2 separate regions of the Homo sapiens genome follow, and region 2 is linked to region 1. Evidence: read pairs that join two places in POLR2A ChIA-PET (ENCODE). Cell type or tissue: MCF 10A. All regions are shown on one strand. Links, peaks and the distances in the headings refer to the core of each region. The heading gives the core; the rest is flanking DNA.

Region 1 (5,389 bases), core at 84-5,083:
CTTAAATGAAATATGAAGGGGCACAAGGTTTTGCGCATTAGCAAACTAAAAGCTTTAGTCTCTTTATTTTGTCCCTTCCTGAATATAATCATTTATGCCCTGGAAGAGAGGGCTGTTCTGAGACAGCGATCTTTACAATTTCCTCACTAGCCAGCTGTGGTTACCAGTATTTTGATATTTTCCCCTTCCTGACTTCTGCTCCTCGTGAAGGGTGGATGTCTGAGGCTAGTCCCGCAATGTGGCTTGATTGTTCTTATTGTTTTGGTTAGGTCATTGCGAAGTAACTCTGTGTAGTGGAGCAAATCCTAGAGATTTGAAACCATTGAAACTGTTTCATGGAAAACTTAGGCTGTCTTACAACTGAACCTTTTAGGGCCAAGTGATATCTCACAACTAATATTACCCTACAGAGTTCTCAAAATGTGCCATCCCCCTGTGACTGATTTTAGTTTATTTCGTCAGCTCGTACATAACAGCGTACTTTTTAATCTTAGAAACATTCTGGTGAGAATGGTGAGCGAAGCTGGGACAGGTTTCTGCTTCAACACCAAGAGAAACCGACTGCGGGAAAAACTGACTCTTTTGCATTATGATCCAGTTGGTAAGATCTGGGGAGGTTAATGCTTCCAAGGCCTGTTGCCCCCTTTGTAGGCTGAACATCTGAACTCTCTGGAGGTGTTTTTTTAGCCTCTGACACTAGCATTCATTTAGTAAATAGGTATTGAATGATTGTTATGATGCTATTTAACATCCCAGGTGCTGGGATACACCAGGACACAAGACAAGTCCCTGTACTCTTGGCACTTAGTCTAGTCTGAGAGGGGGAGAAAAGATGACAAATTATAAGTGCTGTGAGAGAAACAATCAGGATGCTGAGGTGTAGGATGAAGTTGGAGAGTGGTAGGGAAAGTCACATTAGATGGCTAAATCAGGGAAGGTCTCTCCAGGAGGAGATAGTTAACCGAGACCTGAAGGTGAGAAACCAGCTATGTAAAGAGAATAGGTGGTAGTGTTCTGGAAACAGACAAGTGTCTTAAGAAGGGGACGGTATGGTGTCCTGGCATCATCTGTTCGACAGTGGCTAGTATTTGGTTCCTGATAGAAGTTAAAGGAATATGGTTTCTATATATTAGTGCAGTGGGGGTAGGAAATTTGATTTTTCCATTTTGTGCCATCCACTAAAATGCTGTACTATATGGTAACTTTAAATGGTCTCATTAGATGGAAGTATTTATCTAGAAGAGACAAGTGTTCCTAAGGCCATATTATCTGCTCACAAACAAAAATAGAGTCAGCACCTGATTGCTGTTGGTGGATGCCTATCCTGTTTCTGGATTTTATGTGCAGATTTATGTAAAAATAGCAAACGTGTTTTTTAATTTTAGAGCTCTGGCTGTTCATTTTGTGCTCTTTATAATTAATTTTTTTTTTTTTTTTTTTGAGATGGAGTCTCACTTTGTCGCCCAGGCTGGAGTGCAGTGGTACAATTTCGGCTCACTGCAACCTCTGCCTCCTGGGTTCAAGTGATTCTCCTGCTTCAGCCTCCCAAGTAGCTGGGACTACAGGTGTGTGCCACCACACCCGGCTAACTTTTATATTTTTAGTAGAGATAGGGTTTCACCATGTTAGCCACGCTGGTCTTGAACTCCTGACCTCAGGTGATCCACCCACCTCAGCCTCCCAAAGTGCTGGGATTACAGGTGTGAGCCACCGCACCCGGCCATTGCTTCTTAACAAGATAATGGCTATAATAACATGAGCAGACATTTTTTAAAGGCTCCAAGAAGCACAGTTGTCAGCTTAAAGTTTCTTGTGTTCCATCCTTTAACAGAAATAAAATTCCTTGCTGTTTTTATGGTGTTCAAATTTCTGTTTATTCATTATCAGAGTGAAAAGGGAATTCTAGGTCTGTATCTGATGGTAAGGAGTCTGAATTTCAGGATGATTCCTCATATGGTGGAAAAATGATGAGGTTTGCTGTTGGATTGATAAGGTTTAGAATTGGATTGGTATGTTTTTCTCCCTCTGATTTCTTTGTGTCAGCTGGTGAAAAGTCAAAGGGGTGACTGAGTAACATTCTGTGATATTTTAAGTATGAAAAAATGTATTGGGCTTTTCATCTTTAGTATGGAGGTATTAGGAACTTAATAATTGTCAGTTTGATTTTAAGTTTTGAGATTGGGAAAGGATACAGCCATAAACAGTTCTGATCATAGTTCAAAGTGGGAGAAAAGATTCACGTATAAATTTCAAACAGACGCTTAGAATTTTTCTGATAAGGAACGGTCTTAGCTTTGACAGCACAACTTTGTCTTTTCTGAAGAAGAGAATGTTCTGGGATAGCAGACTGCCTGGCTTTCTGCCCACCTGCTGAATGCCCTGCACGTGTTCGTGATGAAGATGTTTGCCTCGGGGCCTGCCCCCATTGCCCAGGGTACCAAATAGCTTGGCAGTTCTCCCAGCATGTTTTACTGTGATGAGTAAATTGTTAAGTTTGAGGACGATGATTGTTGGTCTGCTTTATGAAGGAAATAGGTAAGGAAACGTGAAAAAATTCCCAATTATTTGAGCATTTCATAATATAGTCTGTGGCAAGAAGCAGCTGCATGTGCCTATCCTTTCGAATTCCTTTTCCACGTATAAAACTAGATGCTAATTTCCGAAGAGGAAGGATTAAAGGCTGAGGCATGAGCTTATTAAACTTTCTTAAATATATTGAAGGTTTATCATAAAGAGAATGAAAACTTGTCAGTTTTAATTCCTTGGATGACTAAACAAGACAATATAGACTGTAATTGAAGCAGAATCGATTTTGGTTAGATGTAGGGAGAGAACTTGACAGATTCATTCTTCTATGAATTAAGCAGCAAATATTTTGACAGAAAATTAATTCATGTTTACAATTGTGGGTAGCAGTGTGTCATTTCAACTCAGTGTTGAGTGCGCACTATGTGTCCAGCAACAACCTTGTGAGGGAGATAGTTATCTCTCCCACAGGGAAGAAAGCAGGATAGAGTACTTTGAGAAATTTTCCCAGGGATTCATAGCTGATAAATGGTGGAGCCAGAGTTGGAACCGAGTCTTTCTCACTCAAGTCCCTGTTCTTCTATGTATTTATTTATTTAATTTTTTAAAATAGAGATGGGGTCTGTGTTGTGCAGACTGGTCTCGAACTCCTGAGCTCAAGCAGTCCGCCCACCTTGGCTGCCCAGAGTGTTGGGATTACAGGCCTGAGCCATTGTGCTTAGCCCTTCTAATTTAAAAATAGGTTTTTGGTTTTTTTTGTACAGTGTCTTCTGTGTTGCCCAGGCTGGTCTGGAACTCCTGGCCTCTACTAATCCTCCTACCTCAGTCTCCCAAGTGCTGGGATTATGGGCATGAGCCACCATTCCTGGCCAAGTCCCTGTTCTGTCTCTTACATGGAGCCAAATTAATCTAAAACTTTTTTTTTTTTTTTTTTTTTAATCAAGACCCATCCCTGTGGTCAGGCCATGGATCCCCACTGAGACTCCTATCACCAATCCCTCTACTAAACCAGATGCCCATTCCTGGTTCATTTAATCCAAATGCTGATCTGTCTTCAGGGACCAAACTTGACACTTTCCATGAGGACTTCTGTCACCATTCCTGTCCCTTTCTGACCTTTAGGTTCCTCTGGGGTTTACTGGACATTTGTGTGGGCACCTCATGATGTACTGATGTATTAAATCAGGGAGTCTTCTTACACTTTTGTAAACTCTACATTGCCTAGCACAGTTCTATGGACTTAAATATTTTATTCTTTGAGTTAAAGGAATAGGTGCAGTGAATGAATCAAAGAATTCTACTCAATATAGCCTTGCTCTACTAACCTTAATCAGTTACTCCTAGTCAGGGTCATTTAAATAGTCTCCAGATTGCTTTTCAGTGAGACAACCCCCCTACCCCCCGCCTTTTTTTAAACCAAGTTTTTAGTTCCCTGTAGAAAACCATGGGGGAAATATTTCTTGTCGTAATATAGATGAGAAACTGTTTTGGTTCTTTACTACCATCTTGTAATGCATTAATGCATTGTAGTCCTCCTTGGAGTTTTAGGAGGATCAATCCTACTTACATTTCACATGATTTGAAGTATGTTAAAAAGATCCCTTATGTACAGTGTATTAATATCATAGATAAATTCTGTTGACAGGTTAATGATTCTTAAATTCAGCTGCCCATCAATTGAGTAGTTTTAAAAAATGTAGACTTCAGTCCAACTCTAGCCCTACTAAACCAGAATTAAGGTAGGAGTGGAGGTGAGAATGGACTTACTTAGATAAGCTCATTCTTAGTCGTAGATAGCTTGGGAATCTCATATGCAGAGTATCCATATTGACTGTAGAAGAAAAAAGCTAAAATGTCTGTATGATAGGGACAAGTGAGGAATTGTTAGGTCATAGTTGTTTAAGTTCCTGGATCTTCCTTGGGTGATTATTCCATTTCTGGTGTTTTCTTGTTTTTGTTTTAGCAAAGAGGAAATAGGTAGGGGTGTGTGTGTGTGTGGGTGTGTGGGTGTGTGTGTGAGAGAGATGGAAGTTAATCGAGTGCCATAAGGCATTATAGAAATATGAAAGCCTTACTGCTCAGCATCTAGTCTTCAATCTTTTCTTTTTTTTTTTTTGAGACGGAGTTTCACTCTTGTTGCCCAGGCTGGAGTGCAATGGTGCGATCTCGGCTCACTGCAACCTCTGCCTCCCGGGTTCAAGTGATTCTCCTGCGCCAGCCTCCCGCGTAGCTGGGATTACAGGCATGCACCACCATGCCTGGCTAATTTTGTATTTCTAGTGGAGATGGGGTTTCTCCATGTTAGCCAGGCTGGTCTTGAACTCCCAGCCTCAGGTGATATGACCACCTCGGTCTCCCAAAGTGCTGGGATTACAGGTGTGAGTCACTGCGCCCAGCTAGCCTTCAGTGTTTCATCCAGGCCGGTAGCACTTTGTTTCAGAGAACTGTACTCTAATATTTACAATAATGAGATTTTGGTTATGATATTAATTATAGTACCAAACTAAAAACTCCGTATTTGGGTGTATTAACCCATCTCTGGGAAGTAGAGGTTTAGTGTCTATTACTCTTCCAGACAGCGTGGTCCACTTGGTTCTTGCTGCTCTCTTTCTGGAGTCCAGCTCCCAGTCTGTCCTTGCTTACCTCCTACAAGAGTGGACATTAATTGGGTGAAAACATTGTTTTCCATTTTTGTCCCTAGTTTTCTTTCTTAATGTGAATATTTCTTCATTGGTTGAATATGACTTGTGGCATACCAAGGATGCTGCTGATTAGCTAGTGGCCCTATAGCCATTTTCTCCAGTCTGCCCTGGCTCCTGGGATGGAGGAACTGAGTTTGCAAATCAGCTCCATCTTCATATCA
Region 2 (5,389 bases), core at 271-5,270, 67 kb after region 1:
GCATGTGTGTTCGTGTGTGTGTGTGTAAGTTCTATTGGGGTTACAGTGCTGAAAACACTGTAGAGCCTCTTCTCTGTTTCTTGAGCAGCAAAAACACATAAAGCTTAGGCCACGTGCTGGACAGTGTTAAAATTTATGGACTTGACTTTTCTAGAGATACTCTTCATAAAGGCTCAGTTTGTTGGAATCAATGGGTTGTGGCACTTTAAAGTGTGGTTTAAACTAGGAGACAGAACTTGGGTCTTAGAGTCTGAAATCATGGTTTCTTCAACTTAAAGTGCGACACTGTTTGAACAAATGACTTAACCTCTCAGTCTCAGTCTTCTCACCTTTAATCTGAGAGAACAATGCCTGCCATATCTTTGTCATAAGGTTTTTCTGAGGGTAAAATGTGTACGAAAGTACTTTATAAGATGTAAAGTACATATAAATGCATGGTATTACTATTTCTGCTATTATTATATAAGGAAGTTCATGCAGAATTAATACCAAGGCATGCTGGCTCTTAATAAAAGTGTGAAGTAGGCCAAGTGGTCTGTGGCCCACTGTCACCTACCCCGCTTCCTGCTGTCCTGGGTCCTCCAGCTCCCAACTGGAAGAGCTACACGGAAGGTGATGGAGGAAGCCTTTCTGGACCCCACCCAATGACAGCCCCAGGGTAGGCTGCCTGCCCATCCGGATTACTCTATTCTCACCTGTGAAAGGTTAGCTCCTCAACTGTGGCTGCTGTATCTTTCTCTCCTTCACAAGCAGGGTAGGTAACAGGCAACTAGACTAGGACAGAGGGAACAGTGATCTCTGAGCAGTAAGGGATAGTAGGAAAAAAAGAGAAGTTACACGAGAATGTGCTTTGATCTATACAAAGAAAGACAAGAGCAGGAGCAGGGTGGCACCCTGTATTCACATCACTCTGCTGAGATGGGCACGGTGCAGAGAATGCGTAACCATAAGCATTAGACTTTACTGTGACACTCCAAGAAAATGGAACCAAATGGGTTTTGGCTTAGAATTCTTTCTGACAGCTTCATGTCCATTAAAAATACACTAAATGTCAGGGAAAATTTACCACAGCATGTTGTTTTGCCAAGAGGAAAATTTGTTAAATCAGGACGAACATTTTAAAATTCTCCACAAAATCATTTCAGTGACTTATTTTCCATTTATTTCTATGTAGAACACTACACACTTTGGGAGAAATCACTTATATAAACACACACACACACACACACACACACACACACTGTTCTTTTTCTTTTTTCTTTTTAGTTTTGTATCTTGAGAAATAGTCAGTGTGGTTCTCTATTTTATTCTTTAAAAAAATCACAGAACTATTGCCACAATATCAAGAAGTCATCATGTTAGAGTGGCTACTATTTATTTTGATTTTTTTCACCAAATGATGCTTGATCAGGATATTATCCTAACTTTAAAGAGAGAAGTGGATTGAAGAGGAAAAAATTGGGATTTACCACCATGTACTACACCATGCTTGGCATCCTATTTTATTTTATTCCATCCTGAGAACAATTCTGCAGATGGAGTATTTCTATATGCATTTTACTGAAAAGGCTCAGACAAATCAGGTAATTCTGCTAGGACCACGAAGCTGACAAGGGACAGAAATGGGATTCTAATTCAGAAGATGCTTTCCCCACTAGTCAGTGGTGAAAAGGAAGCAAACAAATAAATCATCTGGATTTTTAAAAAGTTTGTTATTTGCTGGAGGTGAGAAAAGAGGAGTGAGTGGGAGAAAAGATGAATCAAGATTAGCTACAGGTTGATAACTGGAAGCTGGGTGATGGATTTCACTGTACAATTCTGCTGCTTTTGTAGGTTTGAAAATTTCCAAAATCAAAAACAAAAGAGGCAATGTCAATGGACATTGATAACATAGAAAATATTACATATAAATAATCTTTTGTTGTTTATTGAAAGATGATAAAGTTTTACAAAAAGGAGAAAAAACCTAATCTTCAATTCCTAGAGATGTTTGTCAAAAAGTAACTGGGCTGCCCCAGTTACTTTTGTATGTATGCATGTATTTGTATGTATGACATGCAGCTTAACCTCTGCTTCTCAGAGTAGAAAACATTTCACCACCTAGAGTGTACCTTGGACAAGGGGCTGATTCAGGAATTCTTTTTTTTTTTTTTGAGACGGAGTCTCACTCTTGTCACCCAGGCTAGAGTGCAGCAGAGCGATCTCGGCTCACTGCAACCTCCACCTCTAGGGTTCAAGCGATTCTCCTGCCTCAGCCTCCTGAGTAGCTGGAATTACAGGAATTCTAATTCTACTTGTACCATTTCTGCCAGCTACATTGAAGATTTATATTGCGGGATATCGGAAATGCTACTCATGTTTTTTTTTTTACCCTGTTTGCAAGGTTTTCTAACATTATCAAGAACCACAAGACTGTGAATCTCACAGATGGAAGAAAGAATATTTTACGACAGAAAGAGTATTGCTTTGCTTAACTTAAAAGGTTAACTTTAATTAAGACAGCGATAAAAGCTTTTATAGAAAGAATGACAAATATGTATAATTACCTCCACTCCTGCGGGCCATTGTTAGGGCTTCCAAAGAAGTTGCTGGAGTTATTTCGAGCTGGCAGACCATGACTTTGGCTCTGCTAATGACATTGGCTGCTGCCCTCAGATCCTCCGTATTCAAAAGTAAATTTGCTCCAGCCACTATGACAATGATATTCTGGCCTATAAAGAAATTCCACCTATTATATTAAAACTAAACAAAGCCAAGCAAATGATATTCTGCAGTGTTATGAATACAATCGCCCTTGTAAAGTCATTATACAAAATGTGTTATTAAGTATTAATTTTAGCATTTCTAGGTTATTCAGCTTGAACTTTGAGTTCCAAATGTATCTTTTATAATATCTCTGTAAGATGCACATTATTCTGATCACCTTAAGCAAAATCTTAAAAAGATTTTCCCAATATTCTTATATATAAAGAATATTAGTTGAGAAATGACATATAACATACTTTAAACATTTCTTTTATAGAAAATAGCTAGTATATGTATGCGGTAAAGGTTCTGAATCCTAAATGACAGATGCCATAGAGATGAATATAAATAGGAATAAACTTGTATGACACTGTAGTATGCAAGCAGTTCATGTGTGTACCCTATGGTATTCTAAAAAGTGATTCTGTCAATCAAAACACATTTTAAATATCTAACAGATAGAAAATTGTATCAGATATAGAGGAGAGAGGGATACCTGGCTTATACTATAATGGATCAAACAGAAACAGAACTAAGGAATCTGATATATTCTTATTACTTGGACCTGCTGTCTATAATCCCACCTGAATGAGGCAGGGGTGGTGGTGCATTTCATCTGTAAGGTGAACCCTTAAGAGCTGTGCTGTCCAACATGGTAGTCATGAGCACGAGCCACACATGGCCATTGAACATTTGAAATGTGGCTAGTCCTGGCTGGGCAGAGTGGCTCATACCTATAATTTCTAGCACTTTGGGAGGCCGAGGTGGGCAGATCACTTGAGGTCAGGAGTTGAAGACCAGCCTGGTCAAATGGTGAAAACCCATCTCTACTAAAATTACAAAAATTAGCTGGGCGTGGTGGTATGTGCCTGCAGTCGCAGCTACTTAGGAGCCTGAGGCGTGAGAGTCGCTTAAACCTGGGAGGCGGAGGTAGCAGTGACCTGAGATTGTGTCATTGCATTCCAGCCTGGGCAAGAGTGAGTGAGACTCTGTCTCAGAAAAAAAAAAAAAAAAAGAAATGTGGCTAGTCCACTGAGGTGTGCTTCAAGTAAAATACAAGCGGATTTCAAAGATAGTACAAAGGAAATAAGGTAAAATATCCATTTATTCTTACCATTTTAAAAATTAAAAAAAAATTAAGATAAATTTTGGGGTCTCACTCTGTTGCCCAGGCTGGAGTGCAGTCGTGCGATCTTGGCTCACTGCAGCCTCCACCTCCTGGGTTCAATCAACTCTCCCACCTAAGCCTCCCAAGTAGCTGGTATTGCAGGGGTGTGCCGCCACGCCTGGCTAATTTTTTTTTGCATTTTTAGTAGAGATGGGGTTTCACTATGTTGGCCAGGCTAGTCTCGAACTCCTGACCTCATGTGATCTACCCGCCTTGGCCTCCCAAAGTGCGGGGATTACAGGTGTGGGCTACCGTACCCAGCCAAGATAAATTTTTGATTACACACTGTAATGATAATATTTTGGACATATTGGGTTAAATATATGGCCTAAGTTAAATTTACCTGTTCCTTTTTACTTTTTAAAATGTGGCTACTAGACAATTTAAAATTCCACACGAGGCTTGCATTTTATTTTTATTGGACAACACTGATCTGGAGGAATGAGTTGTAGCAGGCATTTTCTGTGCTCCGGGCTGCTCGTGCTGATCTTGTACAGACATGACCTAAAATCACCTCTCAACACAGAACAAATTCTATCCTATCATCTTACCACAGATGTGTTTGTTGGCCACGAGGAAGACTTAATAAAGTGGGGATGGTTCAGCATAAACCTAACCTCAGTCCTAGAAAAATTCAAAGTTCCCACTTGCTGAAAGACAGCATCTCTCCTTCCTTTTCTTCAGTGACCTCATTTTCTCTGTTGGAGTCAGCTGCTGCTTCCATGTTGCTGTCTCCCAGATCCAAATTTTTGGCCTGGCCTTAGCTGCTAAGCAGCAAGCCCAAGACTATAGCTGTCTGATGGATAATGCCATATGGCTAGCTTATTCATGCCTCAAATTTAACTAGTCAAAACTAAACTCATTACTTTATCTTGCAAACTCACTCCTTCATTTAAAGGAGCTGATTGTCCCATCTCTGTGTATTTGTCCTAATTCTTCTATTACCACCTATAGTCTTGAGGGCATTACCGTACACTGTAAACCAGGCAAGGTCTACCAAATAGGCACTTGACACACACTATGACATTATATCTTTGCATGGAAAATGCAGATTTTGTTCATAGATAAGAAAGAGAACTTGAGGATAGTCCTAGAACAACAACAACAACAACAACAACAACAAAAGAGGTTTAAGACAAGGAATGAGCTGCTGTTGGCAGGAATAGTTACTTAAAATGTAGCTTAAATGAACACAGGCTTTCTATAGTTAGAATGCAAACTTTTATCTACCACCTTTAGGTGAAATATATCGTTATTATTGCTACTTGGAATCACTAAAGCCGAGTTAAAAATACCATATTTTCTGTGAGAAATGATGCTGCAAAGCTGCATTATAAATAAAAGACACATTGTGACAAATCCTCATTTAACACAAGCACGCTGTCCACAACACATGAGGTTCTGTCCTAGGTGCCCCAGGAAATGCTTGGTCCTTCTGAATATTGATTCTGATTTAAAAAAACTTATGTAGGCGTT

Evidence for each region. ChIA-PET counts read pairs that join two places held together with the same protein. Peaks named below come from ENCODE experiments on the same cell type or tissue, not always from the same donor. Only the 100,000 strongest peaks of a DNase experiment are listed, where the experiment ranks them.
Region 2: POLR2A ChIA-PET joins it to region 1 with 5 read pairs; 5 of 35 experiments call an interaction of 5 or more read pairs at or near these places.

What each region holds. Positions count from the first base shown.
Region 1 is chr2:27,773,930-27,779,318 of GRCh38, forward strand. It overlaps MRPL33 (mitochondrial ribosomal protein L33), which reads left to right. Exons shown (of 4, transcript NM_004891.4): 3 at 495-601. Among named protein-coding and RNA genes, the nearest start is that of MRPL33, 4.9 kb to the left of the region's middle. In MCF 10A, for the core only: no CTCF peak of the experiment used is centred there; a DNase peak (open chromatin) is centred at 2,422.
Region 2 is chr2:27,840,521-27,845,909 of GRCh38, forward strand. It overlaps RBKS (ribokinase), which reads right to left. Exons shown (of 8, transcript NM_022128.3): 5 at 2,547-2,711. Among named protein-coding and RNA genes, the nearest start is that of RBKS, 47 kb to the right of the region's middle. In MCF 10A, for the core only: no CTCF peak of the experiment used is centred there; no DNase peak of the experiment used is centred there.